2 separate regions of the Homo sapiens genome follow, and region 1 is linked to region 2. Evidence: chromatin loops called from intact Hi-C (ENCODE). Cell type or tissue: psoas muscle. All regions are shown on one strand. Links, peaks and the distances in the headings refer to the core of each region. The heading gives the core; the rest is flanking DNA. Region 1 overlaps DRC11L (dynein regulatory complex subunit 11 like). Region 2 has its middle 38 kb from the start of NUB1.

What was found. Hi-C counts contacts between places; a loop is a spot of excess contacts. Peaks named below come from ENCODE experiments on the same cell type or tissue, not always from the same donor. Only the 100,000 strongest peaks of a DNase experiment are listed, where the experiment ranks them.
Region 1: a loop joins it to region 2, with 3 times the contacts of the local background. A loop is called at or near these places in 4 of 110 quality-filtered maps.

The regions. Positions count from the first base shown.
Region 1 is chr7:151,183,744-151,199,906 of GRCh38, reverse strand. DRC11L (dynein regulatory complex subunit 11 like) reads left to right here. Exons shown (of 19, transcript NM_001304419.2): 6 at 904-1,109; 7 at 2,001-2,085; 8 at 2,580-2,702; 9 at 2,855-2,930; 10 at 3,353-3,459; 11 at 4,249-4,332; 12 at 4,422-4,477; 13 at 5,309-5,391; 14 at 5,544-5,651; 15 at 6,417-6,616; 16 at 7,078-7,164; 17 at 7,454-7,631; 18 at 8,031-8,269; 19 at 8,820-9,034. The coding sequence ends at 8,927. It overlaps ASB10 (ankyrin repeat and SOCS box containing 10), which reads left to right and starts at 12,657. Exons shown (of 6, transcript NM_001142459.2): 1 at 12,657-13,092; 2 at 13,248-13,515. The coding sequence starts at 12,777. RefSeq lists enhancers at 289-1,275, 3,217-3,956, 11,570-11,659. In psoas muscle, for the core only: a CTCF peak has its summit at 8,176 (motif pointing left); a DNase peak (open chromatin) is centred at 8,156; H3K4me3 peaks cover 276 bases; H3K27ac peaks cover 2,692 bases.
Region 2 is chr7:151,295,739-151,311,901 of GRCh38, reverse strand. No RefSeq gene overlaps it. Among named protein-coding and RNA genes, the nearest start is that of NUB1, 38 kb to the left of the region's middle. RefSeq lists a silencer at 8,199-8,368 and an enhancer at 7,710-8,568. In psoas muscle, for the core only: CTCF peaks have their summits at 8,083 and 8,285 (motif pointing right); a DNase peak (open chromatin) is centred at 8,291; H3K4me3 peaks cover 906 bases; H3K27me3 peaks cover 1,791 bases.

The sequences.
Region 1 (16,163 bases), core at 3,571-11,570, 110 kb after region 2:
TGAGTAGGCCTGGCTCCTTGAATCTGTCTATCCCCTGTTCTCTGTCCTCTCACCCAGCTGGTCTCCACTGACTTAGGAAAGGCAGGCCGAGCCTGGAGGGGTGGCCGGAGCATGCTCCCTGGGGGAAGGGCTTTGCCCCAGGCAGATCCTTTGGAGGCCTGGCTGCCAGAAGGAGCTGAGGAGGGGGCTGGGCTGGGGACTGGAGGGATTGGAGGGAAGGGAGCCTTCCCAGGTCTGGTGACATCTTGGCAGGCTGGGAGGCTACCACTGGAGGCTTGGAGCCTTGGGAGGAAGGAGGGGCCAGGGGCTGCTGTGTGGGAGTGGAGGTCAGAGACTTGTTGGGGGGCCAGAGGGCTGGACCCCCAGGAGACGAGAGCAGGCCGAAAGAGGCAGGGGTTGGCTTCAGCAGGGAGGGGTCCGTGCACGGCAGTGGGTGAGGAATGAGCCCGGCCGCCCGGGCCTATCAACAGTGTGAGCTCAGCGTTTTCAGTAATTGTCTCTGCGCAGAGTGATATTTAAAATACATTTGGGAGCCAATGAGGCGGGAAAGTGGCTGCGAGAGCGGCTGCCAACTCGGCCGCGGGGCGGGGGTGCAGGCGGGGGCTGGGGCCGGAGGCTCCAGGGGAGGGTGTGCTGGGGAAATCGGGCAGGGGACAGCCTGGATGCATCTAGCAGACTCATTATTAGAGTAATTTACACAGACGAATTCGGCTCCAAACACAGTTTCTCCCGATGCAGGCATGCCCGTTGTTCCGTGTGGGTGTGTGTGTGAGGCCTTGTGTGAGCGTGGTGTTGGGGAAGGAGTGGGTACAGGCGTGTGTGCCCGAGGCTGGGGGCTGCATCCAGACTGGTTGCTGGTTCCTCCCACTCCTGAGCCCCTCAGCCTCTCTTCCACTCCCCCAGCTCCCCTCACCCAACCAGGTAGAGCACCTGAGCATCATCTCCCAGCCATGCCTCGTGGAGGATGTCCAGAGGCTCCGCCAGATGGAGAAAGAGGAGGAGTTCCGGGCAGCAATGGTGAAGGCCCATGATTCTCTGGTAGAGACAGAGGGGCCTGACATGAAGGAGAAAATGAAGGAGCAAATCCGACAGTGGTTTATCGAGTGCCAGTCAGTGTCCTCAGCTGACCCTACCCTCCATCCTTCATTCCCTTCGCTCAGGGTCCCTCAGGGCTGCTCCTGCCCCATCCCCTGCATGGGTTCTGCCTTCTAGTCCAGATGGGGCCTTTTCTCCTCTACCCCCAGGTCCCCAACACACTGCTGACCCTCTTGGTTTCAACAACTTTGGGCCCCCAGTGTACAGGACCATCTCCACACCTGACTTCTCAATTCCACAAGGGAGAGAAAGTGCCAGAATAGGGTGGGGAAAGCACCCATGGATGCCCCCTGAGTGATCTGTCCTCCTGTTTGTAACAATCCATTTCTCCCACCTCTCCCTCCGTCACCCTGGTCCTTTATTTTTCTCTGGTGTTCTCCATCCATCCACCCACCCTTTTATCCGCCTCTCCATCTACCTATCCATCCATCCACTCACCCGTCTACCCAACTGTCTATCTATCCTTCCATCTGTCCATCTGCCCATCCACCTACCCACCCTTCTACCTACCTCTCCATCTATCTACCCATGCATCTGCCCATCTGCCCACCCACCCTTCTACCCACCTCTCCATCTGTCTATCCATCTGTCCATCCACCCACCCACCTACCCACCTCTCCATCTCCCCATCCATCCATCCACACATCTACCCACCCTTCTACCCACCTCTCTGTCTATCCTTCCATCTGTTCATCCACCCACCCACCCTTCTACCCACCTCTCCATCTATCCACTCATGCATCTGCCCATCTACCCACTCACCCTTCTACCTACCTCTCCATCTATCTATCCATCTGTCCATCCATCCACCAACCCTTCTACCCACCTCTCTGTCTACCTATCCATCCATCCATTTGTCCATCCATCTATTCATCTTTCTGTCCAATCATCTTTTGTTCACTTAGTGACCTTACTGGCCGGTTCCCTGATTATCCAGATGCGTCTTCAGGTGGATCCTACTCAATCTTTGCAGACAAAACGCCAGAACAGGTACCCTGTTGGAGGTGGGGCAGATGGTTTTTTGTGGCAGGTGGAGCCTGAGGCTACAGAGAATAGCGAGTGGGGTGGGGTAGGGGGTCAGCCTCAATGGAGGCAGAGGTGGCTGGGGGAAATGCAGGCAGCTAGAAAGACGGCATGGGGAAGAGGAGCAAGGAGCAGCTGCGGCTGGAGCAGGCATTGTGGCTGGGAAAGGAAGGATGTCTGGGTAGACTGCAGTGGCTCCAGATCCCGTGGCCCAAGAGAGAACAGTGGCTCTCACCAGAACGCTCCTTCTTGGGCACCCTTTCTCCTTGGACCCCAAAGGAGTCTCTGCATGCTCAGCTGTCCCGACCCCATCAGTTACTCTAGGCCTAGGGAATCGTTGGTTCACCCCAGTATCAGGCCCTGAGCCTGAGAGATCGCCAGCTCTCTTCTGTAAAACCCAGGGCTCTCTTCTGTAAAATCCCCTTGATCTTCTCTGAAATGTCTTGGGTCATTGGTCACAGGTGAGAATGGAACTGGAAATGCAGATGCAAGAGAACAGAAAAAAGGAACAAGAGAAGAGCAAGGAAAAAGGAAAGGATGAAAAAGAGAAGAAGAAAGGAAAGGAAGAAAAGGCCAAGAAGGGGGTAAGATACCTCTCGGATGCATGGTGTGAGGGACAGGGAGGAGAAGGTGTGGGGGAACTCGTGGTAGGAAGATGGGTTCAGGTAAGATTAGGGCCAGAGTCTGTGCTAGGCAGAGGTGAGGAAGTCAAGGTCAAAGAATGTTTCTATTCTAGGAAGTGGATGCGGTGTTGCAAGTGTTGCCATCCAAATGTATCCCTATGATCTGTGCCGGGCATGAAGAATACTTAAGTAAGAGGGGAGATGGCTGGGGAAGAGTGTCTGTGCCTTGTGGGACCTGGGGCCCTGGGTCCTGGAGAAAGTGGGTGTCTGCACACGGACCATGAAGTGGCAGTGTGGGTGTGTAGGCAAAGGGGACAACACCAAATGAGGAGAGGGAGGTATGGTGTGCTTCTTCGGGTGGGGGCGTTACAGATTTGGGTCTGAATTCTGTGGCCACAGGCCTTGGGGTCAAGCCTATTTGCCGTCTGGGTAGAAGCAATGCCAGGCTGGTGGGTGGGGACAAGGCAACCAGCCAGGGCCTGGCTCCTGACCTGTGTGCACACATGTGTCTGTGTGCACGTATGTGTGCATGTGCTTGTGCACGCATGAATGCATGTGTGTATGCACCCGGCACTCTGACCTTCACGCATCCATCCATTCTCTGCGGTCAGATACATGGAAGAACCGGTGTGAGAGCATACACCCCAGTCAGAATTATGACTCCGAGACCCTCCGGGAGGAGAAGAGGAAAGAGGTGGAGCTGGAGATCCGGATACAGGTGTGAGCACAGGGTCAGGGCTTCCCTGCAGGCCACCACCCTGTACCCTCCCCCATAACCCACATTTCCAGCCAGATTCAGGCTCCTCCCCACCCATTTCTCTGCCTCTCTCTTGTCCTGAACACCCAACCCCAGTCCCCAGCTCATCCTCGGTAGACTTTGCTGCCTCCATGCATGGTCCTAGCTCCACCTGCTGCCCACGTCAGTTCCCACCTTCCTCTGCCTCCCCCGGTCCCACTTTCTTCCAGGGCTAATGCAGCAGGGGTGTGGAGGGTATGGGAGGGGCTCGGAGCCAGGGTGTCCACACCCCCCCACCATCCTCAGGAACCCTCTGACGACGTGTCCCACCCATGCCGTGGGCTTCAGGAGTGTTCAGTCATGTGATCTTTCACACAACCCATGAGGAAAGTACCGTGGTTTTCCTGATGGTACACACGGGAAACTGAGGCTAAGCGGTTATGCAATCATTTAGGTCACAAAGACCTCAGCGGGGGATCTTCGGTTTGAATTCCATCTGGGGGCTTCTCCGCATGTTGAAGGCTGTTAAGAACAGGGCTCCTGAGAGAGCAGGAAGAGGATTAGGCCTGGGTGTGAACAGGTGCCAGGAGGGAGGGAGGAATGCAGAGGAATGTTCGGGAAGGCATCAGGGCTGTCCCTACTGCCTTCATCGGGCTCACTGGGCTCTTCTGTAAGGCTCCTCCCCTCCTTCCCATCCCTGCCTGCCTGCTCCTCTCCCACCTGTCCTCCCAGCCCCAGGCCACCCCGCCACACCTCGGCTGTCTCCCCTAGGTGGATGAGCTGATGCGTCAGGAGCTGAGGAAGCTCCGTCTGGCTGTGGACAAGGAGGAAGAAAGACCCCTGAGGGCTCCAAAGGCAAGATGAGGGGCTGGGGCTGGGCAGGGGAGGGCACACAGGGAGGCAAGGAACAGGGCACAGTGACCTACGCACTCGTTTCCAACCAGAAAACACCTGGGAAGAAAACTGGGAAAAAGAAGGAAAAAGATCTGACCTCAGACAGGTAGCAGGACCCTGTCGTGCCCACTTTGCATGGTGGTGGTGGTGGAGTAAGTCCCAGTCCAGGGACCTGACTGCAGGTCCTGGCTCTGCTGCTGTGAGACCTTGGGAAAGTCGCTTTCCCTCTCTGACTCCCTGGCCTCGTTCACCAAGTACCTGCCCTGCCAAACTCAGGTGATAGCCGTGGGGATCAAGCAAAGGCACAAGAAAGGGCTCTGTACGTGAGATGCAGAGCGAGATCTCAATGGAGTTTATAATCAGGTCATTGCTCTCCACTTCCAGATCCTTCCTCCAACCTTTGCCTTAACCAGCTCTGTCTCTGCCAAAGTCATTTCCCCCTGGACTTCCCACTCTGAGACATTAAGGGACTTGTCAGTGGTCCCTTCCTGCTGACTTGTCTGGTAAAGAGAGCTCACAAGCGACTTGACGTCAGCTGCTTGAATTTAATGTCTGTCTCTCCCAGGAGCACTCACGTCTTAAATGTAGTTTCTAAGAAGAGGGCAATGCTTAACTCAAATGACTGGATTTCTAATGGTGGACCTTTGGTCAGGGGGCAGACTAATGAGTGTCACAGAGGCCCCTGTCCCCCTCACACCCCTCTTACAGAGCACCCACTGGGGGAGGCTTGCCTCCTGGGACAGTGATTTGGTGCCATACCTGATTCTGCCTGTTTGCAGGCACTGTAGATGTTTTTGACCACAGAATGTTGTACAGGAGAACCACTGATACCCTGTCTTCATGACAACAGCCCCCATCTCTGCCTCCATTTCCCTGTGTTCTCACTTGCTAATGTCCCTTGTGGTGGTGGGGGTCTTCCTGTGCCATCCTCTGCCAGGTCTGTGGAGTCTCTGTACGAAGAGCTTGTTATTTCTGGCCTTCTAAGGAAGAGTGAGTCAGTAGCATTGAAAGACTACATAGGTGAGACCCCTCCCAGAATGCCTGTTCCCACTCTGTGGCCAGGTGCCAAGGCTCCCCTACCCCCATCCACCAGCCCCGCCTTCCCTGTGGCTGATCACCTGATTGCCACTCGGAGAGTGTGCCTGTCACTCAGTGGCTGCCTATCGCCACAGGTGACTTCCTGTATCTTGGATCCACTCTGAGTTTGGTGAAGAAGTTGCCCATGCCATCCCTGTTTGACATACGACAGAATGTGGCTTTGTATGCGGTCCTTCGGCTTGGTGAGAGGCTCTGGGGGTGTGAGGAGCCAGCTCTGGGCAGGCAGCCCTTGGGGTGAGGGCTGGGGTCAGGGTAGGGTGGCTGAGGTGGACATGTCCAGCCTGGGCCTCCAAGCCCCAGGTCCTCCTGCCCTGCCCAGGCCCTGCTGGAGGTCACACCCAGATTGGGCCACTCCAGAAATCAGGTGGGCCCTTGACCTGCTGAAAGAGCCCACGCTGCCAGCCCCTTACTCAATCCCAAGGGACAACCCAGGGTCTGTTCTGCTCCCAGAAGACCACCAGCCCTATACCCCCTGAGCTGAAGAGCTTTCTGAAGTGATTTATCCCATGCCTTCCTTTTTTTTTTTTTTTTGAGATAGAGTCTCAGTCTGTCGCCCAGGCTGGAGTGCAGTGGCACAATCTCAGCTCACTGCAAACTCCACCTCCCGTGTCCCGTGCCTTTCAGTTCCACCACTCATAATCCAGGAGTGGAAGCAGATGGAATGGAAAACAGAAAGGGCATTAGTGGGGGTAGCAGGCTCCTCCCAGACCCATGCACAACTCCTCATACTGGAGACTCATAAGCCATTCAAAATTTCCTGCTGCCACTCCCGGCTCCCAGACCTAGTGGACTAGGGGACCTGCTGGTGTTGGGGAAGGTAGTATGCCCTGTGATCTGCACCTCCTCCCCCAGCCCTAGGCCCTTGGCCTGACCTTACGCAGTCATCTCCAGCCCTGATTCCTGCTGCTGACCTGTTGCCTGGCTCTGGCCCATTTCCTTGCTCTCAGGCTCCCCGGATATCCACATCATGGCCCCACTCATCCGCTCCATCCTCCTGGTGGGCCCCTCTGGCATGGGGAAGAAGATGCTGGTCAAGGCAGTGTGCACAGAAACTGGCGCCAACCTGTTCGACCTGTCGCCGGAAAACCTGCTGGGCAAATATCCTGGCAGGAATGGGGCACAGATGATGGTGCATATAGTCTTTAAGGTCCGGAGCCCCCAGCTTTTGGCATTTGCGGTTCTCAGACCTGTGGCAACAAAGGAGGGGGGCTTTGAGGTCACGTCACCCATCAGCCTACTGGGTATGATTTCAGGTGCTGAACTGGTGAGGTCTCCCTACCAACCGGGCTAGGAGCTTGGGTTCCCCCTGCAGCCCCTGTGGTGGGGGAATGAAGGGAAAAGGGAGGACACAGAGCAGTTTCTTTTCATGGTAGGATGAGACTGAATATGCAGCTCCCCCATGGGGGGCAGTGACTCAGTTTACCCTGAGGTGTGAGATATGTGCAGCAGCAGGCTGGGAGGTGGGACTTCCAGGTGTGGGGAGTGGAGACGGGGCTCCAAGGTCAGCCCCTGCTCAAGGCCGGCCCTCATCCTGCCTTCTGACCAGCAGGGACATGACCCTTCTCCAGAGACATCTAACATCTGATTTCTACATTCTGACCCATCCAGGTAGCCCGACTCCTACAGCCCTCTGTGATTTGGATTGGAAATGCTGAGAAGAATTTCTATAAGAAGACCCCCAAAGAAGACAAGGAGGTGAGGGAGCATGGATGTGAAGGCCGTGTGGGCAGGTAGCGTGAGCTGGGGCTAAGCTGGAAGGCCTGGGCTTGTTCCAGTCGCTCCAAACCCCAACCACTGGGGCCTTGCACATGCCCCTCTACTCCTCACACCTAGTTTCCTTGTCTCAAAGCAGGATGGGCAGCCTCCTCATCCCGCTAGGGCTGAGGTGAGGCTGAGGGTGGGGTGGGCTCTGAGAACTTGGGAGCCCCATACGCTGGGCCACTGTGCCCCAGCCCCACCACTCCTCCCTCCTCCCCTGGAGCAGATGGACCCAAAGCGGATAAAGAAGGACCTCACCAAGGCCTTGCGGCTGCTGACTCCCGGAGACCGTGTGATGCTGATTGGGACAACCTCCCGGCCACAGCTGGCCGAGATGCGGGGTCTGTGCCGGGTCTACGAGCGGATCCTCTTCATGCCCCGGCCTGACTACGCATCCCGCTATGGTGAGGCCTGGGGATGTGGGGACGGCTGCGCCTACCAAAGCCTGCCCACCTCCCGCCCCATACCCCATTGCTGCTGCGAGCCCTCACCCCCACAGCCCGGTCTTCTGGAAGGGCTGCTGGACAAGCAGCCCAGTGGCCTGGGTCCTGGCTTTGGCTCTGTGGACGCGAGCAGGTGGTCTATGTCCTCCGAGGCTCTAATTCCTCGGGTTGAGTTGGGAGGATGACCCTTGCCTAGCTTGAGATCCAGTACCTTCCCTGGGGAAGGGGAGCTGATGGATGTGGAGCTGCTCCCCGGAGCACAAAACTCCTTCCAGATCCAGGCGGGGGCTGCTCAGGCCTTGTTGCCCCTCCCTGGTGCCCACTGCCCCTCCAGGCCCCATGTCTTCCACATGCCTGCAGTGCTCTGGAAGCGTATGATAGAGGCCCGGGGCATCCAGCCGACCCAGCACCTGGACATCAGTGCCCTAGCCAAGGTCTCCGATGGCTACACGCCGGGTCACATTCTCCAAGCCATCCAATCGGTGCTGAGTGAGCGGCGGTTCCTGCAACTGTCCAAGCGGCCCCTGGTGGCCTCTGAGTTCCTGGGACAACTGGTGAAGCTGGATCCAGTGTACAGGGAGGAGGAGGAGTCCCTGAAGGTGAGGTGGCAGGGCCAGGGGCTGTGGGTAAGCAGCGCCCTTGGGGAGTCAGCCCCCTGAAGCACAACTCGGACCCCTCTCTCTGCTCCCACAAATTACCAGAAGACAATCAGTGGAAATGTGTGTGGAGCTCAGCTGGGAAGGGAGCAGGAAATCACCAGGAAATGCCAAGGCTTCGGGGCCGTCCCACCTGGTTTCCCTGAGGGTGGGAGCTTGCAAGAACCACCGAGGTATCAGGAGCCCTTTGTGGGTTCTGGTAGCAGCTGCCACCCACCTTTCCCACCCCCGAGTCAGTGCCCCTGCCAAGGATGGCCTTGGGAATGCAGGAGAGAGGGCTGCAGGTGTGGAGGGAAGAGGGCTTGCCCACTAAGAACGGCTGACATTGTACCTGAAGCATTTGGTGGGGAGCAAGGGAAACCCCAGCACTAATAGGACCCCCAAACCCAGGAGGAGAGGAGAAGAGGCTGCTGAGGAAACAATCTGTAAAAGGGGGAGGGGTGAGGTCAGGATGGGTCTGAGGGCCTTACCACTCCTGTACCCACCAACCCAGGACTGGTACTTCAAGACCCCACTGGGCAAGAAGAGCATGAAACACAGGATGGACCAGTTGGAGGCCGAGGAGGCCAAGCTGGACAAGGAGAAGAAGAAAAGGAAGTGATGGCTAAGGCTTGCGGGCACCTGAGATTAGTGGCGTGGGACAGGGCAGTGGCCCAAGGGTAAAGGGATGGGGCAGAGGCATAAATGCCCAGATGACTTGGGAACAAACTCTTCTTGTCCATCCATGTCCGTGTCTTCCCACCCTTCCCTCTGTGCCCCCACCTGTGCCTGGCGCTGTCTAGCCCACACCTCTCTCCTGGGCCCTGGCCCTTGCCAGCTCACTGCCACCTCCTTGCTCTGCCTCCTAGATCCCTGTCCTCAGCCCCCACTTCCAGGTCTTCATCTCCTTGTCATTGTCCTATCCTGGCTCCCTGAATCTCTTCCTCCTTGAGGTATTTAAGGGAGAAAAAATAGGAAGAGGAGAGAGGGAAAGAGAAGAGTAGGGAGAAGGAAGGTCTGCAGTCAGATAGAAAAAGCACAGGTCTGGAAGTTAACTGTCCCTGGTTCTAAATGCACTTGGCACTAACTCCCTGTGTGACCTGGAGAGTGCTTTCCTGTCTCTGGGCCTCAGTTTTCTTACTTATAAAGCAGAGAGAGATTGGACCAGGAATTTCTAAGGTCCCTTTTACTCTAGGGTTTGACTATTGTAGCAAAAGTGTCTGGGAAGTCAGGGCAGAGAGGTGCTTGGGGAGTGGCGGGGGCAGGATGGGAAGCAGGGCTCAGCAGAGGTGTGGGGAAGCGGTAGGGCTTTGTGACTAGGGTAAGGGCTGCTAGTAGACCCAATGCTGCAATGGACATGGGAGAGCAGCATTGGATCGACCCAGTTTCTCAGAGTGGCCTTCATCTCTTTCCTCTAAAGACCTGTCCCCTGGCACTCTGCCTGCCCCAGCTGTGCACTGCATCCTCTGACCACAGCCTAACCCTCAGGGCTCAATGGGATAGAGCCTCCTGCCCCTGGGGTGGGAGTCCATCTGTGGGTTTCCCCTTGCTGGGGAGGGAACAGCTCAGGGGAGAACGGGGTCAGAGAACTTAGGGAGCAGGGGCAACCATACCACCAAGGGCTGGTGAGCCCCAGAGTGTTCTCTTGAAAGAGGCAGACCCATGGACCATGTACACAGTGTGTGGATGAAGGCCAAGGTGTGTCCACAGGTAGTAAGAGACAACAGGAGACCTGAAACTATAAAACCCCTAGAAGAAAACATAAGGGAAAGCTCCATGATATTGGTCTGGGCAGAGATTTCTTGGATATGACCTCAAAAGCACAGGCAATGAAAGCAAAAGTAGATGAATGGGATTGTACCAGACTAAAAGGTTTCTGCACAGCAGAGGAAATGACAGAGTGGAGAAACAATCTACAGACTGGGAAAAAAATATTTGCAAATCAAACATCGGATAAGGGGTGAATATCCAAACTACACAAGGAACTCAAACTACTAAATAACAACAACAACAACAAAATACCCCATTAAAAAATGAACAAAGGACTTGAACAGACACTTCTCAAAAGAAGACATACAAATGGCCAACATATATTGGAAAATATGTTCAACATTAGTAATCAGAGAAATGTGAATCAAAAACCATAATGAGATATTATCTCACACCTGTTAGACTGGCTATTATTGAAAAATGAAAGATAAGTGTTGGCAAGGATACGGAGAAAAGGGGACTCTGCATGGTTGGTGGTGTTGTAAATTAGTACCATTTTGAAAAATAGAATGAAGGTTCCTCAAAAAACTAAAACTAGAATTACCTTATGATTCAGCAATCCCACTACTGGGTATATACCCAAAGGAATTGAAATCAGCATGCAGAAGAGGGGTTTGCACCCCCACGTCCACTGCAGCACTACTCACAATCGCCAAGAGATGGAAACAACTGGTGTCCATCAATAGATGAATGGATTTTTAAATGTGGTGTATCTGGAGGACATTGTGCTAAGTGAAATAAGCCAGGTGCAGAAAGACAAATACCGCATGATCTTGCTTATTGTGGAATCTAAAAAAGTCAAACTCATAGAAGTAAAGGGTAGAATGGTGATTCCCAGAGGCTGGGGGCTCGAGGGAGGTGGACAGGGAAAGGGAAAGGGAAGACATTGGTCAGTGGGTATGATGTTACAGGTAAATAGGATAAGTTCAGGTGTTCTATTGCACAGCAAGGCGACTGTAGTGAATAATGATGTACATTTCAAAATGGCTAAAAGAGGATTTTAAATGTTCTCACCACAGATAAATGGTAAATATCATTTGATAGATGTGATAATTACCCTGATATGATTACACATTATATACATGTATCAAAATATTATAGCCCCATAAATATATACAATTATTTGTCAATTAAAAATGAAACTTTTTAAAAAGCAATTGATTTAAAAAAATTTTTTTAAGCCAGCGTGAGCCAAAGGGGCAAGACCAATGGGGCTGGAGCACCTCAAGCCCATGGTGGGCAGTGGTGGGTCAGAGCTGAGCCCGAGGGCCTGGTTTCTCATCTTCTTTCTCTCTTTTTTTCCTTTTGATCCACCCGGCCCCCAAACAAAAGTCAGTGCCTGAGTACACAGAGACATTTCTCCTTTCTCACTCTCTAGTGAAGAGACCCCATGTAACCACAGCAGGGGAGAGATGCCACCCAAGGTCATCCAGGGAGATGGGGGGGTTGGCATCAAGGACGAGCATGGGGAGTTTCTGTGGCTTGCCTGTGGGTTACGCTCTGTTACTCAGGCACACGTCTGTCTAAGGGAGCCCCCTGAGGGGTGCCTCACACAGCGAGGGCAATCTGTGTCACTACTGTGAACTCCTCCCTTGGTTTGGGAGTGGGAAGGTGCAGGGCTAACAGATGACATTTGGAAGGGCAGGAAATATTATCTGGCACCCACAGGCCTTCCCAGTGGGATCAGAGCCCAGGCAGCTGGAGGCCGATTTGGTGAACAAGAAAGAGCTCAAGGCCCTGGGTTCCAGTCCTGGCTCTGCAACAAGCTCTCTGCGTGATCTTGGGAAATTCACTTCCCTTTAATGCCGAGATGACGGACTGGGCAGCATGGTCCGGGTGGTCCCTTTCCACCCTGAGGTCATACAGCCCTGGGGTGAAGCTCAGGGTTGGCGGGCTCAGGCCTCACTTGTTCTCCTGCCCCTCCCTAATTCCCCCACCCGGCCTGACTGACAGCTGGGCCAGTCAGGGCTATTTATGGCTTTGCCTGATGTTGTGCTCCCCTGCGCCTCCCATGCTGGGCCCCACCCAGCTCGGGCCCAGCACCCACCTGCCCAGTCCACCAGCAACATCGCTGGGAGTCGTGCTGCTTTGGCTCTCCCAGAACAAGCCATGCCCTGGGGAAAGAACTCCTCTCCCCACTGGGGACACCATCTGGGGTGCCTTCCCTCCGCCCCGGCCTGCCGGATCTGGAGGCCCCACTCCCGCCCAGCCTGGGAGCCCCCTCGGCCATCACCACTGCTCTGCCAAGACATGGCCCTGCAGAATGCCCTCTACACCGGGGACCTGGCAAGGTTGCAGGAGCTGTTCCCCCCGCACAGCACAGCCGACCTGCTGCTGGAGAGCCGGGCCGCAGAGCCTCGCTGGAGCAGCCACCAGAGGGGTGAGGGGCATCTGGGGGTTGCTGAGAACCAGGGGGCTGGGCTGACTGCCTCGGCCACAGAGGTCCTAAGGGCTTGAGTGAAAGGAGAAGCCCCCGGCTGTTTCTCCCCGACCTCAAAGCTTGCCCAATAGCCTACACCTTGGCCCAAGAACACAGTCATGTGGAGCCCAGAATAGCTCCTGCTGGATGCGTGGCCAGGTCAGCCTCGGAGCGTGGGACACAGGGGCCTTCTGTCTGTCTGTATTTCCCTCCTGCTCTCTCTCTCTCTCTCTGCCTTTGGCATATACCTCTCCTCCTCCCCACTCCCCTTTCCCTGCCCACATGCTCATGAGTTGGTCTCCAGAAGAGTGCAAGGGGCAGGGAGAGCCCCTCGATGACAGACACCCCCTCTGTGCCAGGCTGGTGGAGAAGCCCAGCAGAGGGTCTGAGGAGCACCTCAAGTCTGGCCCGGGACCCATCGTCACCCGCACAGCCTCAGGACCTGCCCTTGCCTTCTGGCAGGCAGTGCTGGCTGGGGACGTGGGCTGTGTCTCCCGCATCCTCGCGGACTCCAGTACTGGCCTGGCTCCTGATTCCGTCTTTGATACCAGCGACCCAGAGCGATGGAGGGATTTCCGCTTCAACATCCGTGCTCTGAGTACGGGCCGGGGCACTGGGGGCTCTCAGTGGGAGAGAGGGGAGGCTGCAGATGGAGCTCTGGGCTCCCTCTTCCTGCCTCTGCCCACCTCACCCCATTGGCTGGAAGGTCTCTGCCTTCCCTGGGGATCTGAGGCCCACGTCTCCCCTCCCTAGGACTCTGGTCTCTGACATACGAAGAGGAGCTGACCACCCCACTGCATGTGGCAGCCAGCCGTGGCCACACGGAAGTCCTGCGGCTGCTGCTGAGGCGGCGAGCAAGGCCAGACAGTGCCCCTGGGGGCCGCACCGCCCTGCACGAGGCCTGTGCTGCAGGCCACACTGCCTGTGTTCATGTGCTGCTGGTGGCAGGAGCCGACCCCAACATCGCTGACCAGGATGGGAAACGCCCCCTGCATCTCTGCCGGGGGCCTGGCACCCTTGAGTGAGTGACCCCTCACCCCAACCCCCAGTTCCACTCTGAAGGGAAGCAAAGAGGCCTTCTCAGGGAGGATGGGGGAAAATGTCAGGGACCTGGGACAGAGCAGTCCAGGCTTGGGGCGCGGGTCAGGGTGCAATTACTTCCCAAGCCATCCACCCGTTGACCCCATGAACTTTGGAGTGGCCTGGACTTTGGACAGTTTTCTGGTCTCCCAGGGGTGGAGGGAGGCTGTGGCAGGGGTGCAGTTGCATGGCCCGCATTGGGAAATTGCCTGGCTCCATTATGGGGAGGTGGTGTTGCTTAAAATTTTTGAAAACACTTTCTGAGCTTATCCTATGTTCCAGGCACTGTGCTAAGCACAACAGCAACTAAGTCCCTGAGGCCCTGCCCTCAGGGAGCTTACTGTCCAGTGATCCAGACAGGGAGTAGAGGATGGTGGCCCCAGTGAGGACCTGCCTGGGTCCCTCTGGGTAGGGTCTGGTTTTCCAAGACAGGTCTAGAATCTCCATATTGGTAGGGCACCCTCAGATCATGGGCTCAAGGGACTCTCACTAACTAAACTCCCAAGAAACTGATGAATACACCCAAATGTGCCAATGTATCATTTATTGTAGGGAATAGTCCTTTGCAGTGACATAAATAATTGCAACCCAAGTGTAAGGAACGTTGTAGGATGGGATCCCAATTACAATTTTGTGAACTAACTCTACATCCTATAGAGGCCCTCTCTCTACTGACTGCACACCTGCAGGTCTTGTCTCTTGCCTCTGAAAGGTGCCAAATTATTGACCCTGGGGTTCTCCTTTCATGGACCCTCTCCTTCTTGTTAATCTCATCAGCCTCTAGAGGATTCCACAGGCTTAATCATACTATGGTTGAAGATGTGTTCTTTACTAGCGTGGCCCAGTGGAAACCTAATGTGAGCCATATATGCAATTTACAGTGTTCTAGCAGCCCTATAAAAAAAATGACAAATGGCCGGGCACGGTGGCTCACACCTGTAATCCCAGCACTTTGGGAGGCTGAGGCAGGTGGCTTGCTTGAGGCCAGGAGTTCGAGACCAGCCTGGCCAACATGCCCAAACCTTGTCTCTACTAAAAATACAAAAATTAGCTGGGTGTGGTGGCAGGCGCCTGTAATCCCAGCGACTCGGGAGGCTGAGGCAGGAGAATTGCTTAAACCTGGGAGGTGGAGGTTGCAGTGAGCGGAGATTAGATTGCGCCACTGCACTCCAGCCTGGGAGACAAAGTGAGACTTTGTCTCACAAAAAAAAAAAAAAAAAGACAAATATGTAAAATTAATTTTCAAAATGGTGGTAAAATATACATGAAATTTGCCTTTGTAACCATTTTTTATTTATTTATTTATTTTTTGAGACGGAGTCTTGCTCTGCCGCCCAGGCTGGAGTGCAGTGGTGCGATCTCGGCTCACTGCAAGCTCCGCCTCCCGGGTTCACGCCATCCTCCTGCCTCAGCCTCGCGAGTAGCTGGGACTACAGGCCCCCGCCACCATGCCTGGCTAATTTTTTGTATTTTTAGTAGAGACGCGGTTTCACAGTGTTAGCCAGGATGGTCTCAATCTCCTGACCTCGTGTTCTGCCCGCCTCGGCCTCCCAAAGTGCTGGGATTCCAGGCACGAGCCACCGTGCCCGGCCTTTTGTAACCATTTTTAAGCGTACAGTTCGATGGCATTAAGCACATTCATGTTGTTGTTCAACCATCGCCACCATCCATCTCCAAACTTTCTCATCTTCCCAAACTGAAATTCTAACCCCATCAAACACTAACCACCCACCCCACCCTGTCTCCCAAGCCCCTGGCAATCACTATGTTACTTTCTGTCTCTGAATGTGAACACTCTGGGGACCTCACATAAGTGGAATCATGTGGTATTTGTCCTTTTGTAACTGGCTTATTCCACTTAGCATGATGTCTTCAGACTTCACCCATGTTGTCCCATGTTTCAGAATTTCCTTCCTTTCTTTTTTTTTTTTTTACTCTGTCGCCCAGGCTGGAGTGCAGTGGCGTGATATCGGCTCACTGCAAGCTCCGCCTCCCGGGTTCACGCCATTCTCCCGCCTCAGCCTCCCGAGTAGCTGGAACTACAGGCGCCCACCACCGCACCCGGCTACTTTTTGTATTTTTTAGTAGAGACGGGGTTTCACCGTGTTAGCCAGGATGGTCTCGATCTCCTGACCTTGTGATCCACCCACCTCGGCCTCCCAAAGTGCTGGGATTACAGGTGTGAGCCACCACGCCCGGCCGAATTTCCTTCCTTTCTAAGGCTGAATAACACTCCTTTATATGTGTATAGCACATTTTTATTGAATGTTTATTCATTCACCCGTTGAGGGACACTTGGGTTGCTTCCACATTTTGGCTATTGGGAGTAATCCTCCTGTGGACATGTGGGTACAAATATCTTTGAAGCAGGTTAAATTAATTATATTTTATTTAACACAACATATCCAAAGTGTTATCATGTTGACATGTAATCAATATAAAATTGAGGCCGGGCGCAGTGGCTCACGCCTGTAATCCCAGCACTTTGGGAGGCCGAGCCGGGTGGATCACCTGAGGTCAGGAGTTGGAGACCAGCCTAGCCAACATGGTGAAACTCTGTCTCTACTAAAAATACAAAAATTAGCTGGA
Region 2 (16,163 bases), core at 5,265-13,264:
ACAATCTTATCAGAGAAATTAGAAAGACGATCTTTGCTCTAGCATGGTGGGTTAAAATTTAGCGATTTATTAATTTAGAAAAGTTTCTTTTAGCTTCTGTGCCAGTTGTCAACTTATTGTATCTCAGCTCCTAATACGTCCCTCATTGCCTGACCTCCTAGAATTGAGCTGAGCCTTGTAATTAGTTGCCCTTTGCCTGCAGCTGCATGTCAAGCTTTGTCAGTAGAGGGCGCTGAAGAGACACGGGAGGAGAAAGGGGTTTCTCTTCACTGTCTGGTGCACTCCTCTTGGGAGGCTCCTGCTGCCCATGAGGTTTCTCTACACCTGCTCCTGCAAGGCACCCGGCTTCTGCAGTGTCTGGCAGCTCCAGCAGCATGTGTGGCTTCTGCAGCACCAACTCCAATTCCCAGGCACCAGTAGCTTTCTCTGGAAGCCCCCTGGGCAGCTTTGCAGGAGTTTGTGGCCACTAGGGCACTGTCCTGGGAATTGCTTCCCCCTGCATTTTCTCCTGTGGCTTTGCAGACTGTTCTGAGACATGACGTGTCACTGTGGGTGATTCCTCTGATACCCCAGAGAGCAGATTTCCAGCTGCTTCTGCCAACCTGGCACCTCAGTGACTTCTCTGCCACGATCTCTCCCATCAGGTCTGGATCTCAGCCGTGGCAGGGACCTTCTTCTGGGGTGCTTTATCTCAGCCCTAAGAGTGATGGTTGTGCCTCTATCTGCCATTCCTGCATTTTTCAAGAGTTCTCTTAACTTCTTTCTAGCCAGGCCTTATTACTCCAATCCCCTGTTAAAGTCAATTCTTTTTTCTTTTTTCTTTTTTTTTTTTTTTGACTGAATTTCATTCTGTTGCCCAGGCTGAAATGCAGTGGCACGATCTCGGCTCACTGCAACCTCCGCCTCCCGGGTTCAAGCGATTACCATGTCCCAGCCTCCCAGGTAGCTGGGACTACAGGCATGCACCACCATGCCTGGCTACTTTTTGTATTTTTAGTAGAGATGGGTTAGCCAGGCTGGTCTCGAACTCCTGACCTCAAGTGATCCACCAGGCTCGGCTGGGTGGAGTGCTGGGATTACAAGCGTGAGCCACTGTGCCTGGCCTAAAGTTAATTATCTATGGGAAACATTCCTTGTACAAATTATCGTGTGGTTTCTGTCTCCTGATTGGAACCTGGCTAGTACAGCTTTACTGCCCTCTGTTGGTCATAATGATTGTATATCTGAAATATTATTTTCAAATCTGGGAAAATACCTGTCAAGTTTCATATATGAGTTTTAAGATTCCAGGGCATTTCATGGGTTTTGTGCTTAGTGGCTACTCTTAAAAACCCTTTGAATGCATGGCAGGGTGTCCTCTGTGACATGGTGCTCTACAAACACTGTTGCCTCAATGTCAGCATTTCATGTCAAATTGTAAAGAAGTTCCATCCTTTTCCTGTATGTTCTTAGGATTCACTCATTGGTTTATCAAAGAACCCAAAAGCTTATTCATTGTTTCTATTCAAAATGTATCATTTCTCCTGAATCAATTGCTGCTTTTTATGTGATTGGAAAGGGTTTTGTTACAATTTGCTTCTCAATGTCCAAATAACCTCTATCAATTTTATCTGTCATCTTTATTACTTTTGTTCCAGATTTCATTAATTTCAAATTGATGACAAAAGAAGGTATCTTGTACAACCAAATCTAGAGTCTACAGTTTCTCACTGGTTTTATTACAATGTTGCAAAACAATTTTTTAACATTGTAGCTAAAAGGTGGTATTCAAGTTTTATCAAATATACCATTCCCATCAAAAAAGAAGCCTGGGCAATATAGTGAGACTCTGTCTCTACAAAATAAATAAATAAATAAATAAATAAATAAATAAATAAATAAATAAATTAAATTAGCCAGACATGGTGGTGCATGCCTGTAGTCCCAGCTACTAGGGAGGCTGAGGTGGGAGGATCACTTGAGTCCGGGAAGTCGAGGTTGCAGTGAGATATGATCATGCCACTGCACTCCAGCCTGGGTGACAGAGTGAGACCCTGCCTCAAAATAATAAAAAAAGAAAAGATGTGCCCTGTCTACTCTGCTGAAGGGATATGCAGTTGGCACTTCCAACACGGTCTGCTACAGACAAGTCAGAACTTATGATGGTTTTTCAGTTTTTCTGGGCTACACGGAACTTCCTTGGCACTCACTAAGGCTTCCAACACCGGAAGTTCTTCATCTATCATCACATATCTTCAGTCTTCATGGATCTAGGGAAACCCTCTTACCAGGCATAAATCACCTCCCACTGTACAAGCAGGAAATGCCAGACACTCACTCTTTTAGCCTCCCTGGCTGTGGCAGGACCCACACATGTCAAAGCTCCATCTGTGAGTTGCACCCTCCCAGACCACAGGCCAGATGCTAGTGGCCAAAGGAGGTGGGGACTCCACAGACTTGCTTGGTTATGATGTAGCTTTGAGGTTTCCAGAGGCTGCTGCAGGGCCAGTTCCAGCCCCCTCGAACAATAAAGGAGGTGGCTGCTGAGGCTAGATCACAAAACAGGGACAGTGGCCTGAGGAACGTGGCTGCTGCCCACGATTGGCAAGGAGGTGGGAGGGAGCTTCGGAGACACGGCCCCTCTCCTTTCACCCTGAGCACCCGCTGGGCCAGCCCTGAGACACAGAGCAGACCAGAGCGCTGGGAATGAACCTGGGGTAGGGTGGGGTGGGGAGAAAGGAGAATAACCAGCCCCTCAGGGCTTGGAATTGAGAAGTGTGAAACCACGTGCAAAAGCTTCCCTGGATGACCCAGATGAGGGATATTGATCCAGGAAGGTCTTAGCAGCAGATGGGGAATTGCACGCTGGCGGGCAGTCCTGGAAGCGGGTGCAGAGGGACCCATTCCTGCAGGTCATTCCTCTCAGCACATGGACACGGGCAGTTCCCACAGATGCCAGCAAGCCACCGCCTGCAGGCAGGATGGGAGGGCGCCCACCCTTGGGGTGCTTTCTGGCTGTACCCTGATGATGGCTGCAGCCACACATCTCAGAGTGCGGTTCATGGAATACTAAAAAATGTAAATGCTGCAATCAGGGCTCTGAAAATAATGTTGCTGGAATTATTGAGGGAAATTTACAAATTAAATAGCCTAAAAGGCTGCAAATGAAAATGACATTAAATTGGCAAGGACTTGTGGAGCACAAGAATTATTTGTCTTTCCTTAAATAAGAAAGTGGTCAGAGACTGGGTCACAGAGCCAAAGCAGGATGGAGGGACCCCTGCCTCATAATGGAACTAGATAGAGGCCCAGTCCTCCGCGACCCTGGCCAGGGCGCTCTCTTCCACCAGCTGTTCCCCTTGCTGAGGCACATGGGTTGGGGAGGCTGCTGAGTGCTTGGGTCCCACATGCAGTCCATGGGGCACAGGACCCATGACCCCAGTCTCACTGATGTTGCTCCCTGGCAGCTGGGCTGCAAACATCCACAGCAGGCCGGGAGACAGACAGACCAGCCTGGCAAGCAGGAGGCGGAAACCAGGCAGTGTTTTGGGCCATACATTGGTTTCCTGGGGCTTCCTACTGGCTTGAACAAAAGAGATGTATGGTCTCCTGGTTCTGGAGGCCAGAAGTTGGAGACCATAGTGTCGGCAGGGCTAGTCCCCCTCTGAGGGCACTAGGGAAGGCTCGGTCCCAGGCCTCCCTCCCAGCTTCCAGAGGCTTCACTCACTCAATCTGCACATGGCATGGCGTTCTCCCTGTGTGCCTGTCTGTCTCTGTGTCCAAATTTCCCTTCTTTAAAAGGGCACAGCCATATTGGATTAGCACAACTTATCTTAATCATCTACACAGATCCTGTTTCCAAATAAGGTCACACTCACAGATATGGGGGGTTAAGACTTTGGCATCTTTTGGGGGACACAACTTAACCCATAAGAGCCGGCTACTCTCCACAAGGGTATTTGGCCCATTCTGTGTATTAAGCACTGTGCCAGCCTCTGAGGGGAGGTGGGATGAATAAGATGAGGGCCCTGCCTCCACGGAGCTGACTCCAGCCTCAGAAGTGCTGCCAGCCTCACTTACCAGCAAACTTTATGCAAAACTGGAAGCCCAAGGCGTTTCTGAACAGAACCTGGCTCTGTGTCTCTCTGGGAGGCGTCTGCCCCCAGGGCTGCTCAGGGCCCTCAGGCAGGGGACAGTCCTGAGGACCCTGACCCAGAAAATACAGAACAGGGAGATGTGAACATTTGGAGAGCATGCGTAATGACCCTGAGCAATTCCATCTTCAACAGGAGCTCAAAATGCAGATCCTGAGTCAAACTGCAAATGGCAACCCCTCCCCTCTGGCCCACTGTCCCCTTTCCCACAACCGGACGCCCTGCGATGCCCCCGAGCTGAGTGCAGATGACCTGCAGATGAATGTCTTTGAGTGTTTATTCCTGAAAGGCTGCCCCTCCCCATGAGGACAAAGGGAGTGAGGGTCTAGAAACATGGGTTCTAAACCCAGCCCTGTCACCAATGAGCAGCGGGACCTTGGGCCAATCCCACCTCCCTCTGGCCTTTGCTCAGAAGTTGGGTGGCTCTAAGGTCCCTTCTGGTGCCATGATTCCGACTCTATGGGGAACACAGGGAGGGCTTGGTGAATCCCCACAAGGGGACCTATACAGCAGGACCCTCCACCCTTCAGTTCCCTGGAGGAAGCAGGATGTGTCCCTACCTTTACCTGCTTATTGGTCTTTCGATCTTTACCTGGTGGGCCTCAGCTGCTCAAGCCTCTTGGCTGTGATTGGGCTTAGGTGAATACAGTGAGGCCATTGTTTTCTCCATGGGATGTCTCAGATTAGGAGCAGAGGGTGGCTCAACCAGCCTTCACAATAGGGATACCTTCTGTACGTCAGCCCTTATCTTGAGTATTGGGCCAGCCCCATCACCTGACCCAGGGCACAGTCACCCACACACCTCGGGGGTCATTACAAGCTCAGTGTTTCCTGCCCCTGAGAGATTCCAGCCCTGCTGTCTGTCCATCTTTTACAAACCAGATGAAGTTTCATCTCCATGAAGCCTTCCTGGATACATTTTTTATATTTTTTTGGCAGGGTCTTGTTCTATCACCCGGGCTGCTGTAGTGCAGTGGTGTGATCTCAGCTCACTGCAACCTCCACCTCCCGGGCTCAAGTGATCTTCCCACCTCAGCCTCCCGAGTAGCTGGAATGGCAGATGCACACTAATTTTTTTTTTTTTTTTGTAGAGACAAGATTTCACCATGATGCCCAGGCTTGTCTCGAACTCCTGGGCTCAAGGGATCCGCCTGCCTTGACCTCCTCAAGTGTCGGGATTATAGGTGTGAGCCACTGCGCCCAGCACTCCTGAATGTATCTTGATGCAGCCAAACAGTATCAACTTCTCCTCCATCTCAGCCACAATACTTATTGCCTGGACTGTATATTGAAGTTCAAATCATATTCTATGTGATATTTAAACACAGCTTCAAACATACAAACCACAAAATGCCACCACCACGTGCCTTGCTGTGGGTGTCATTTCACTCACCGTGTTAAATGCTACCAGAGTTTTCAATCTGCAGACAGGATATTCAGTTCTGGGAAATTTTCATGTATGTTTACAAATAACTTCCTTCCTATTATATACTCGTTTTCCCAAAACTCCAACTTGGACATCCTGGATTTATCTTCTACTTCTAATTTCTCTCCTGAATTCTCAGAGTTGAAAGTTATGAAATACATATTGAAAGAATGCCCCAAATACTCTGTACAATGTAAAATTAGGCCCATTCAAAGCACACTGTCATGAACTCTGGGGATATTGAGGGCACAGAGAAGACTCTACAAGCTTCCAATCCTACATATAGATAGATGTAATAGGAAGGCTGAAGGATAAGAGTGGCCTCAGACTTCTCATCTACAACACTAGAAGGTAGCCATGCCTTCAACACTCTGAGGGGGCTGGGTGAAGTGGCTCATGCCTGTAATCCCAACACTTTGGGAGGCCAAGGTGGGAGGATCACTTGAAGCCAGGAGTTCAAGACTGGCTTGGGAAGCAAAGTAAGGCACCCAATCTCAAAAAAAAAAAAAAAAAAAAAAAAAGTTTAGAAAATTAGCCAGGTGTGCTGGTGCACACCTGTGGTCCCAGCTTCTTGGGAGGCTGAGGTGGGAGGACTGCTTGAGCCCAGGAGTTCAAGATTGCAAAGCTGTGAGCAACACTGCACTCCATCCTGGGCAACAGAGTGAGATCTTGTCTCTAAAATCAAAAACCAAAACTGAGGGAAACTGATACCCGGATAACAATTACATACCCAGCTAAGCTACCAAGCAAGTGTTACGGTAAAATAAAAACAGGGTCAGATATACAAGCTCTCAAAACTTTACCTCTCAAGCATCTTTTTTCAGGAAGCTATGGAAGGACGTACTCAATTAAAATGGGAGAATAAAGGAAGAAACAAGAAAAACGATCCAGGAACCAGGGTCGGCCAACCAAGAGGGAGGCAAGGGCCTCTCTGGGCTGCAGGGCAGAAGCCCCGGGAAAGAGTTCTTCAAAACACTGAAATGAACAGACTATCGGACAGGAATTTATCAAAAGGAGAGTTACACAGCTGGGGAAGAATTTGGTGATAAAATAGCCATAAACATCTGGAGAACTAAGTGAAAGGAAGTTCAAGACAATCAGTAAATCCAGAGAAAAGAAAAAGGTGGCAGAAAGGAAAAATAGTCCTAATATATAGTCCACCGCTCATTTGTGAACAGTAGTTACCTAACCCATCAACATCCATCTGACCCAAGGTAAGAATTCAGTGGCGGATGAGGAGGTAGGAGGGGTGGGGTGGGTGTGAGGAGGAGTTAAGTCCTCCTCTTCCGTAGCCAGTAGGAAACGCTAACGATGGAAATCTGTTGTTTAGAGACATGGAGGCAAAACAGAAGAGAATCAGCTGGAAGAGCTAAGAGCCCCGCTGTGGAGGACAGGAAGTGGGAGGTGGGAACTGCTTTTTTTCAGACATCTCCTGTAACAGCGTGATTCTAAACTGTGTAACTTTTTGTTTGTTTGTTTGTTTGTTTTACAGGAACACGGATTTGATTTTTTTTTTTTTTTTTTTTTGAGACGGAGTCTCGCTCTGTCTGTCGCCCGGGCTGGAGTGCAGTGGCGCGATCTCAGCTCACTGCAAGCTCCGCCTCCTGGGTTCACGCCATTCTCCTGCTTCAGCCTCCCGAGTAGCTGGAACTACAGGCACTTGCCACCAAGCCGGGCTAATTTTTCGTATTTTTAGTAGAGACGGGTTTTACCGTGTTAGCCAGGATAGTCTCGATCTCCTAACCTCGTGATCCGCCCGCCTTGGCCTCCCAAAGTGGTGAGATTACAGGCATGAGCCACTGCGCCCGGCCTTGATGTTTTAATAAAAATACAGTTCTACAAAAGGTGCTTAACACAGCCCCGGACGGGGTTCTCAGGTGGAGTCAGCCCTAGGACCCCTAAAAGACGCACGCAGACAGAGCCTGCTCCCCCCACGCTCCCGCCAGCACCGGGACCCACTGAGAGCCACTGCCGGGTGTCCTTCATATAAAAAAAAAAAAAAAAGGCGGGTGCAGTGGCTCACGCCTGTAATCCCAGCACTTTGGGAAGCTGAGGCGGGCAGATCACCTGAGGTCAGGAGTTTGAGGCCAGCCTGGCCAATATGGCGAAACCCCGTCTCTACTAAAAATACAAAAATTAGTTGGGCGTGGTGGTGCGCGCCTGTAATCCCAGCTACTCGGGAGGCTGAGGCAGGAGAATCATTTGAACCCAGGAGCTGGAGGTTGCAGTGAGCCGAGATCGCGCCACTGCACTCCAGCCTGGGCGACAGAGCGAGACTCTGCCTCAAAAAAAAAAAGATAGAAAGAAAGAAAGAAAGAAACTTACTACACAAAGCTCTTGTTGAAACGGTGTAACTTGGTTGAAATTACAAAAAGCAGGGCCCTAGCGAGTTGCTTGGCCGTGCCGTACGCGCAGGCGCGCCCACTCCCACCCAGCAGGAGGACCCCGCCATCGTCAAGTCGTGACCTGTCATCCACACAGAGGACTGTCGGGGCCAAGTGGCCTCTGACGGGAGTAGGGGGTGAGAATCCGAGGTGGACCCTGGGAGAGCGCAGTTGGCTGGGGTGCTGCGCTGAAGGGGCCTCCAGGGTCAGGGCAGCAGGCGTGAGCCAGTGCCTGGCATGGAGTGGGGCTCCCTCGCCCCTTCCCGGCTGCTGCTCAGCGGCTGATTCCGCGGGCCCGGGGGCGCTCCAAGGGGCGTCGGTCCCGCGACGGCCGCCAGGTGGCGCCAGAGCCCGCCCAGCCGCAGCCCCTGCGCCTGCCAGCCCCGGTGCCCGCCAGCCAACGCCAAACCCAACCCGGCCAGGGTCCTGGGTCTCCCGCCCCTCCCTCAGAGTCTCCGAGGGGCGGGAAATGGTTTCCAAAAGAATTCAAATACATTCAAAAGCAGACCGGATGTAACGAAGAAGCCAGTCCAGGTTCTCTTACACCTCCAGCGGAGCCCCGCCGCCTGTTTCTCTCTAAAAGCAAATCCCAGACGATCCATCATTGCATCTGAAAATATCTCAGTTCCGAACTCTATAAAATAAGGACTCTAAAAAAAGTATAGTCCCGGCCGGGCGCAGCGGCTCACGCCTGTAATCCCAGCACTTTGAGGGGCCGAGCCGTGTGGATCACCTGAGGTCAGGAGTTCGAGACAAGCCTGGCCAATATGAATAAACCGTGTCTCTACCAAAAACACAAAAATTAGCCGGGCGTGGTGGCGGGAGCCTGTAATCCCAGCTACTCGGGAGGCTGAGGCAGGAGAATCACCTGAGCCCCGGAGGCGGAGGTTGTTCTGAGCGGAGATCACATCATTGCACTCCAGGCTGGGCGACAGAGGGAGACCCCGTCTCAAAAAAAAAAAAAAAAAAAAGAAAGAAAGAAAAAAGAAAAAAAATTATAGTCCCTATGTCGTGACCACACACGTTTAACAAATGCGGGTTCCTGGATCAGGAATCTGAGCCCGAGAGGGGACGGGAATCTGAGCCTTGTGACAAGTTTTCCCTGCAAAGTCTTGGGGTGCTGTGTGCAGAGGAACAGGACAGACTCCCCCTGAGCTCTGCTCCAGTACTGCTCCAGAGGCAGATGGAGAGCCGGCGTATCACATGCGGGCATCAGGATGGCATATTTGGGGGAACAGGGGTTTGGGAAGAGCCAGGTCGGATGGAGAGGGCAGGGACAGGCTGGGGAGCCCTGGTCCCACCCACACCCTCCCCACTTGGGGACCTCTCTTGTCTCCAAACATTACTCGGTCAGCCGGACGGTGAGTGGTGCCGTGGATAACAGGTCCCTTCTTGGGCTGCTGTGTCTAGTCCCTTAACTTCAATGCCCTTTTTAAGGCTTAAACCTTAGGTCGTTGCTCTGTTCCAATAGTCACACGTGCTCGAAGAACTGACCTGCTCATTTGGCCCTCAGCTGCCACCACGAGGCTCCCTCCTGGAGCTATTCCTCCCTGGACCGGCCACAGGGGAGGGCCCCAGGCAGCGTGGCTCCTCCAGTCCTGCCGCCTCTCTCATGCCACCTGTGTTTCCGAGCCAGTCCATCCAAGGAAACAGACAAGGTAGCCATGAGCATGAGTAGAGAGGTGCCCACGTTCCGGACCACTCTCGCTGTATTTGTCTCCCATCTCCATCAGAAGACTCCGCTGAGCTCCAAGGCAGGTGGGGTCACAGGCTGAGGCTGAGGACCAGCTGTGTGTTAAAAGCCAGCCAGTCTTGGGCAGAGGACCTCACCTTTCTTGGACGCAGATCTTGGAACCAGTACAGTGGCACCAAGGGCAGGTCTGAGGATTCAAGGTGACATGACAATCTTGAACGCTGAACCCAATGCCTCCCTAAGTGATGTTCTTGTCAAACAAGCTTCTGCCAGACGCTCTCCTCAGACTGTCCATTTTCACTCCAGATCTTTCTGTTCACTCATTTATCCTCTTGGCAAATACGTATTGTGCACCTACTGTGTGCGAGGTGCTAGGGATGCTGCAGCAATCCAACGGGCACCAATCTCCCCTCACAGAGAAGACATACTCCAAAGAGGAAAGGGGCCTCGCTGTGATGACAGGCAGTGCAGGTGTAGACCATGGCCTTGGACAGGGGTTCCAAGTGAGACGTGTTGCAGGGCCTGAGGCAGGCTCACCTAACTCGCCCAGCACCTGCCTGGGGAACCATGGGACCTCTCCCAGCACCCCCAGGCCACATCTCAGGGGAAGGGCACACTGCCTGTTCCCTGGCCCTTCTTTCAGTGTCCTCTCCCCCTCTCTCCCTTTGCTGGTTTCTCCACGCCTCTGGCCCACATGGCATAAAACAGGGTGTCTTTGGAAGGCTGAGGAGGCTTGCTGCAGGCCTGGCCACTTGGGGAGACACCGAGTCAATCAGATGAACTCTGGCTTACCTCCTCGGACCATCAACCATGGCCAGGAAGGTGGGTCACATTGTACCAAAGGCCACTGGGACAAACCTTGCAACTGTGAGGGTGAAGAGAGGAGGTGGGCAAGTTTGGAGGGCTGGGTTCCTGCTAGCTACCACCTCCTAGCCTCCCACTAGGTTTTCTCCCCCACCATAGGGGCCCACTGTACATTCTGCAGAGGAGGAAACTGAGGCATACAGCATGAGTTAGTTTCCCGTGGCTGTTGTAACACATTACCACAAGCTTGGTGGCTTAGAACAGCAGAAATGTATTCTCTCCCAGTTCTGGAGAACTCTGAAATCAGGGATCCAGGGGCTCTAGAGTGGAGTCTTGCTTCTTCCAGCTCCTGTGGCTGCCAGCTTACCTTGGCTTGTTGCTGCATCACTCCAATCTGCATGGCCAGCGTCTTTCAATCTTCTTCCACTCCGTCTTCGCGTGGTCTTCTCCTTGTGTAAAATGTCCCTCTACCTTTCTTATGAGGACATTTCCCACCACATTTAGGGCCCACCTGGACCATCTGGGACAGTCCCCATGTCAAAAGCTTTAACTTAATCACATCTGCAAAGACCCTTTTCCAATAAGGTAAGGTTGACAGGTACCAGCAATGGGGACCTGGTGTCTCTGGGGGGCATTATCAGCCTATGACAGGGACAGGAGTAATGTCCTCAATGGCACACAGCCGATTAGGTGGTGCAGTTGGTGTCTGGACCCGGGTCTGCCTGAGGAACCATGCTGTCACTCAACACATCCTTGTTCCCTTGTGGCCCAGAAGTCTTTATTCAGGGGCCACCATCAGGATGGTTTGTTCCATCCTCAACTCCTGTCACCAAGCAGTCAGGCCACCTGAGTTGAGGATGCTGAGAAAGCTTCGCTGCCTTAAGGCATTTCCCCTCCTGGCCTGACCCAGCACCTGGGCTGTTACCTGGAAGGAGGACTGCAGAGATGGCAGCTGCTGTCTCATCAATTTCCTCATTCTTCATTCCGCAGGGATCTAGCCTCTACAGGGTGGGGCACCAGGACCCACCAAAAGCGGGGCCCTGAGGGCTGGGGCAGAAGAGAACCATTCTGATTGCACCCCTTGGGGCAGGTCTGGAGAAGCGGAGTTTTGGGAGAGAGAAGTAAGAGGACACAGGAGCCTGCCTTGTCCTTCTCCTGCATCTCCAAGAGGAAGCTTTTCAGGCCCACTAGTGTAGGACCAAATGCTGAATTAATGAATCTATTGTTGACCATCTGTTGCAGTTAATATCACAGGGAGAGACAACCCCACAGGGTGCCCCTCCTGGTGGAAAAGCACAGGAGCCCCCCACAGAGGTGCAGCCAGCGAGGTCCAGGCCATGGGAAACCCTGAAGGACAAATGGCCTGCTTCCTCACCCATGCACACACATTCACACATGCACATGCACACATGTGCACATACACTCACACATCCACACATGCATATGCACACATGCACACGCACATTCATGCATGCATATGCACACACACTCACACACGCACACACACACTCACATGCACACACACATTCATGCATGCATATGCAGACACACTCACACATTGACACATGCACATGCACCCACGAGCACACACATTCATACATGCACATGCACACACACATTCACATGCACATGCACACACAAGCACACATACATTCACACATGCACATGTGCACACACATTCAGCATGGACATGCACACATGCACACACACATTCTTGTGTGCATATGCACACACGCACACACATTCATGCATGCACACACATTCACACATGCACAGGCACACATGCACACACACATTCACACATGCACTTGCACACATGCACACGCACATTCATGCATGCATATGCACACACACATGCACACACGCACACACTCACATGCACACACATTCACGCATGCACACACACTCACATGCACACACATTCACGCATGCACATGACACACGCATTCATGCATGCACATACACATACTCATGCAAATGCTCATGTGCACACACACACACATACATGCACACCCACAAGCACACATGCATGCTCACACAGATGCAAGAAACAGGGTAAAAGGGGCTTAAAAGATGGATCAAATTATCTCAATGTGTAAATCTTATTTGAATCTTGATTCAAATAAGCAAGCTATAGTTTAAAAGATAGTTTAGAAGTTTAGAAGACAACTGGAAACTTAAACACTTCCTGGATATTTGATGAAATGAATAAGGTATTTTTAATTTTTTAGGTGCGATGATGGTTTTATGGTTATATATAGGTTACATATATTGATATTATGGTTGTATGTATAGAAAACCATAATGTATTAGCTATTAATATGATAATAATATCGAATATTGATATATTATGTATTATGGCTTTATATATATTTACATATATATAAAAAGAAGTCTTACTGTTTAGAGATGCACACTGACGTACTTACAAATGAAATAATATGACGTCTAGGAGTTTCTTTAAGGTAATACAAGAAGGGGGAAGTGGGTAGGAGCATAGATGAAACGAAACTGGCTGTATCTTGTTGAAGCTGGGTGATGGGTACATGGGGGCTCATTAGACTACCCAGTCAGCTTGTGTATTTATTTAATTTTTTCACAAGAAAAAGTTAAAAATATTAAACAACAAAAGACATAGGGGCTATTCCAGGGTTACTAACAACCCAAAGGAAATGCTCCCGTTCCTGTCTTTTCCTCAAGACTTCCTGCTCTGCCTGCTCCCCCAGGAGTGGAAGGTCACCTTCCCACAGGAGGTACTAGGGGCGAGTGACCCTGAGCAAGGCTCACTAAGGCAGCGCTGTAAGTGACACCAGAATCCTGAAGTTCCGCTCATCCTGCTTATGAAAGGATCATTCTAGACTGCAGGGGTAGGGGTGGGGGGTGATGTCCCTCAGTCACCATTCTTCCATCAGCATACCTCTTCCCCTTCCCTGCTGCTTTTGGTGCCTCCCCGGTTGGAGTCTTACTTTTGGAAGAACACGAAGATCCCAGATAGGAACAGGACTCACTTCACACCTCTCGCTACCTGCTTGGACTGGAAATCATCTGGCAGGATCCATCCCACCTCCACGGGTGCTTCTGAGGCTCCTGGGACCTTAGACCTGGAGGATTATACAGATTCACCAGGAGCCGCCATGAATCTCACTGGGTTGTGCTATCCTCAAGATCCTGGAGCTGAGAGGGCTCTGGCTGTGGCCACACCCATGATGGCTCTTCAGTCTCCTTGGCCTTCCAGAACAAGGGGCAAGAAATCAAACAGCAAGCATCTGGTTAGAGGCTGAAACACAGTCATTCAGTGGTATCAAGATAGAGAGGAGACAGAATATGGGGTTCAGTGTCTTCCAGAACAGAAAGAACATGAAATACAACCTTTCACCTAAAGATACTGAAGGGTTATGCTGTAGGCAAATAGAGAAGCCAGGAAGGCCAGCCTGAGCAAAGCCAGCAGCCCACCCTTAGCTGCACCAAAGTGATTTGCCCGTCTTCCATCTGCCTGCCAATATAAAGTAGGAATACATATCACCCAGAGCCTCTTTTTCACATGCAATGTCTCGAATTCAATCAAAATTACCATCGAGACACATCCTTGAAAAAAATTAGCAAAAGATCTGAACACTTCACCAAAGAAGATATATAGATGGCAAATAAACACATGAAAAGATGCTCAAAATCATTAGTCACTAAGAACAATAAAACTTATTTATTTACTTATTTAGTTTTGAGACAGAGTCTTGCTCTGCTCCCAAGGCTGGAGTGCAATGGCGCCCTCTCAGCTCACTGCAACCTCCACATCCCAGGCTCAAACGATCCTCCTGCCTCAGCCTCCCAAGTAGCTGGGACTACAGGCCTGTGCCACCATGCCTGGCTATTTTTTGTGTATTTTATAGAAATGGGGTTTCACCATGTTACCCAGGCTGTTCTCAAACTCCTGGACTCAGGCAATCCACCTGCCTTGGCCTCCCAAAGTGCTGGGATTACAGGTGTGAGCCACCATGCCTTGCCAAAAATGAAATTTAAATGAGATATCACTACACACCCACTGAAGTAGCTAATATTAAAAAGACTGACTGCAAATGTAGAGCAAATGGAACTCTCATACACTGGTGGTGGTATAATCACATTGCAAGACAGCTTAGCAGCTTGTTAAAAGATAAAACATACACCTACAATATGACCCAGTTATTCCTCATCTAGGTATTTATCCAAGAGGAATGAAAACATATGAAATGAAAACAGGCATGGTGGCTCATGCTTGTAATCCCAGCACTTTGGGAGGCTGAGGTGGGAGGGCTGTTTGAGGTCAGGAGTTCAAGACCAGCCTGGACAACACAAGACCCTGTCTCTACCCCCCAAAAAAAAAAATGTAAAAATTAGCCAGGCCTTTGTGTTGCACCTGTAGTCCTAGCTACTTGGGAGGCTGAGGCAGGAGGATTGCTTGAGCACAGGAGGTTGAGGCTGCAGTGAGCTATAATTAGGCCACTACACTCCAGCCTGAGTAACAAAACGAGACACTGTCTAAAACAACAACAACATAGTTTCACAAAAAGATTTGTACAAGAATGTTGCAGCATTTTGTTTTTTTAATAGCCCCAAAGTGGAAACAATCCACAAGTTCATCAGAAGGTAAATGAATAGACAAATTGTGGTATATCCACACAATGGAATACTATTCAGCAATAAAAAAGAATAAGCTATTGATATATACAATTACACAATAAGTCTCAAAATAATTATTCTGAGTGAAAGAAGCCATACCAAAAACACATACAGTGTGATTTGATTTATATAAAATTCTAGAAAATGCAAATGAGTCTATACTGATAGTTCAGTGGTTGCCTGGGGATGGTGGGGGAGGACATAGAAAGCAATGGATTACCAAGGGACACAAGGAAACTTCTGGGGGTAATGGATACATTCATTATCTTGATTGTGGTGATGGTTTCACAATAAATACGTATGCCAAAATTTATCAAATTGTATATTTTAAATGTGTGAAGTTTATTACATATCAATCATACCTCAGTAAAGCTGTAAAAAAATTACTAGGCATACCAAAAACAAGACCAAATGAGAGAGAACCAAGGGGAGAATAGAAAAGGGAAACAGGTTCACAGGTGATCTAGATATTGGAGTTATTAGATGTAGATTTTTAAATAAATATGTTGACATGGTTTGGATCTGTGTCCCCAGCCAAATCTTATGTCAAATTGTAATCCCCAAGGTTGGAGGTGGGACCTGGTGGGAGGTGATTGGATCGTGGGGATGGTTTCTTGTGGTTTAACACCATCCCCCTTGGTGTTGTCACAGTGAGAGTGAGTTATCTTGAGGTCTGGTTGTTTAAAAGTGTGTAGCACCTTCCCGCTCCCTCCCTTCCTCCTGCCCTGGCCTTGTGAAGACATGCCAGGTTCCCCTCACTTTCCACCATGATTGTGTTTCCTGAGGCCTCTCCAGCCATGCTTCCTGTACAGCCTGCAGAACCATGAGCCAATTAAGCCTCTTTTCTTTATAAGTTACCCAGTCTCAAGTTTTTTTGTTTTGTTTTGTTTTGTTTTGTTTTGTTTTGTTTTGTTTGAGACAGAGTCTCGCTCTGTCATCCAGCCTAGAGTCCAGTGGCACAATCTGGGCTCACTGCAACCTCCGTCTCCCAGGTTCAAGCGATTCTCTCACCTCAGCCTCCCAAGTAGCCGAGATTACAGGCATGTGCCACCACACCCGGCTAATTT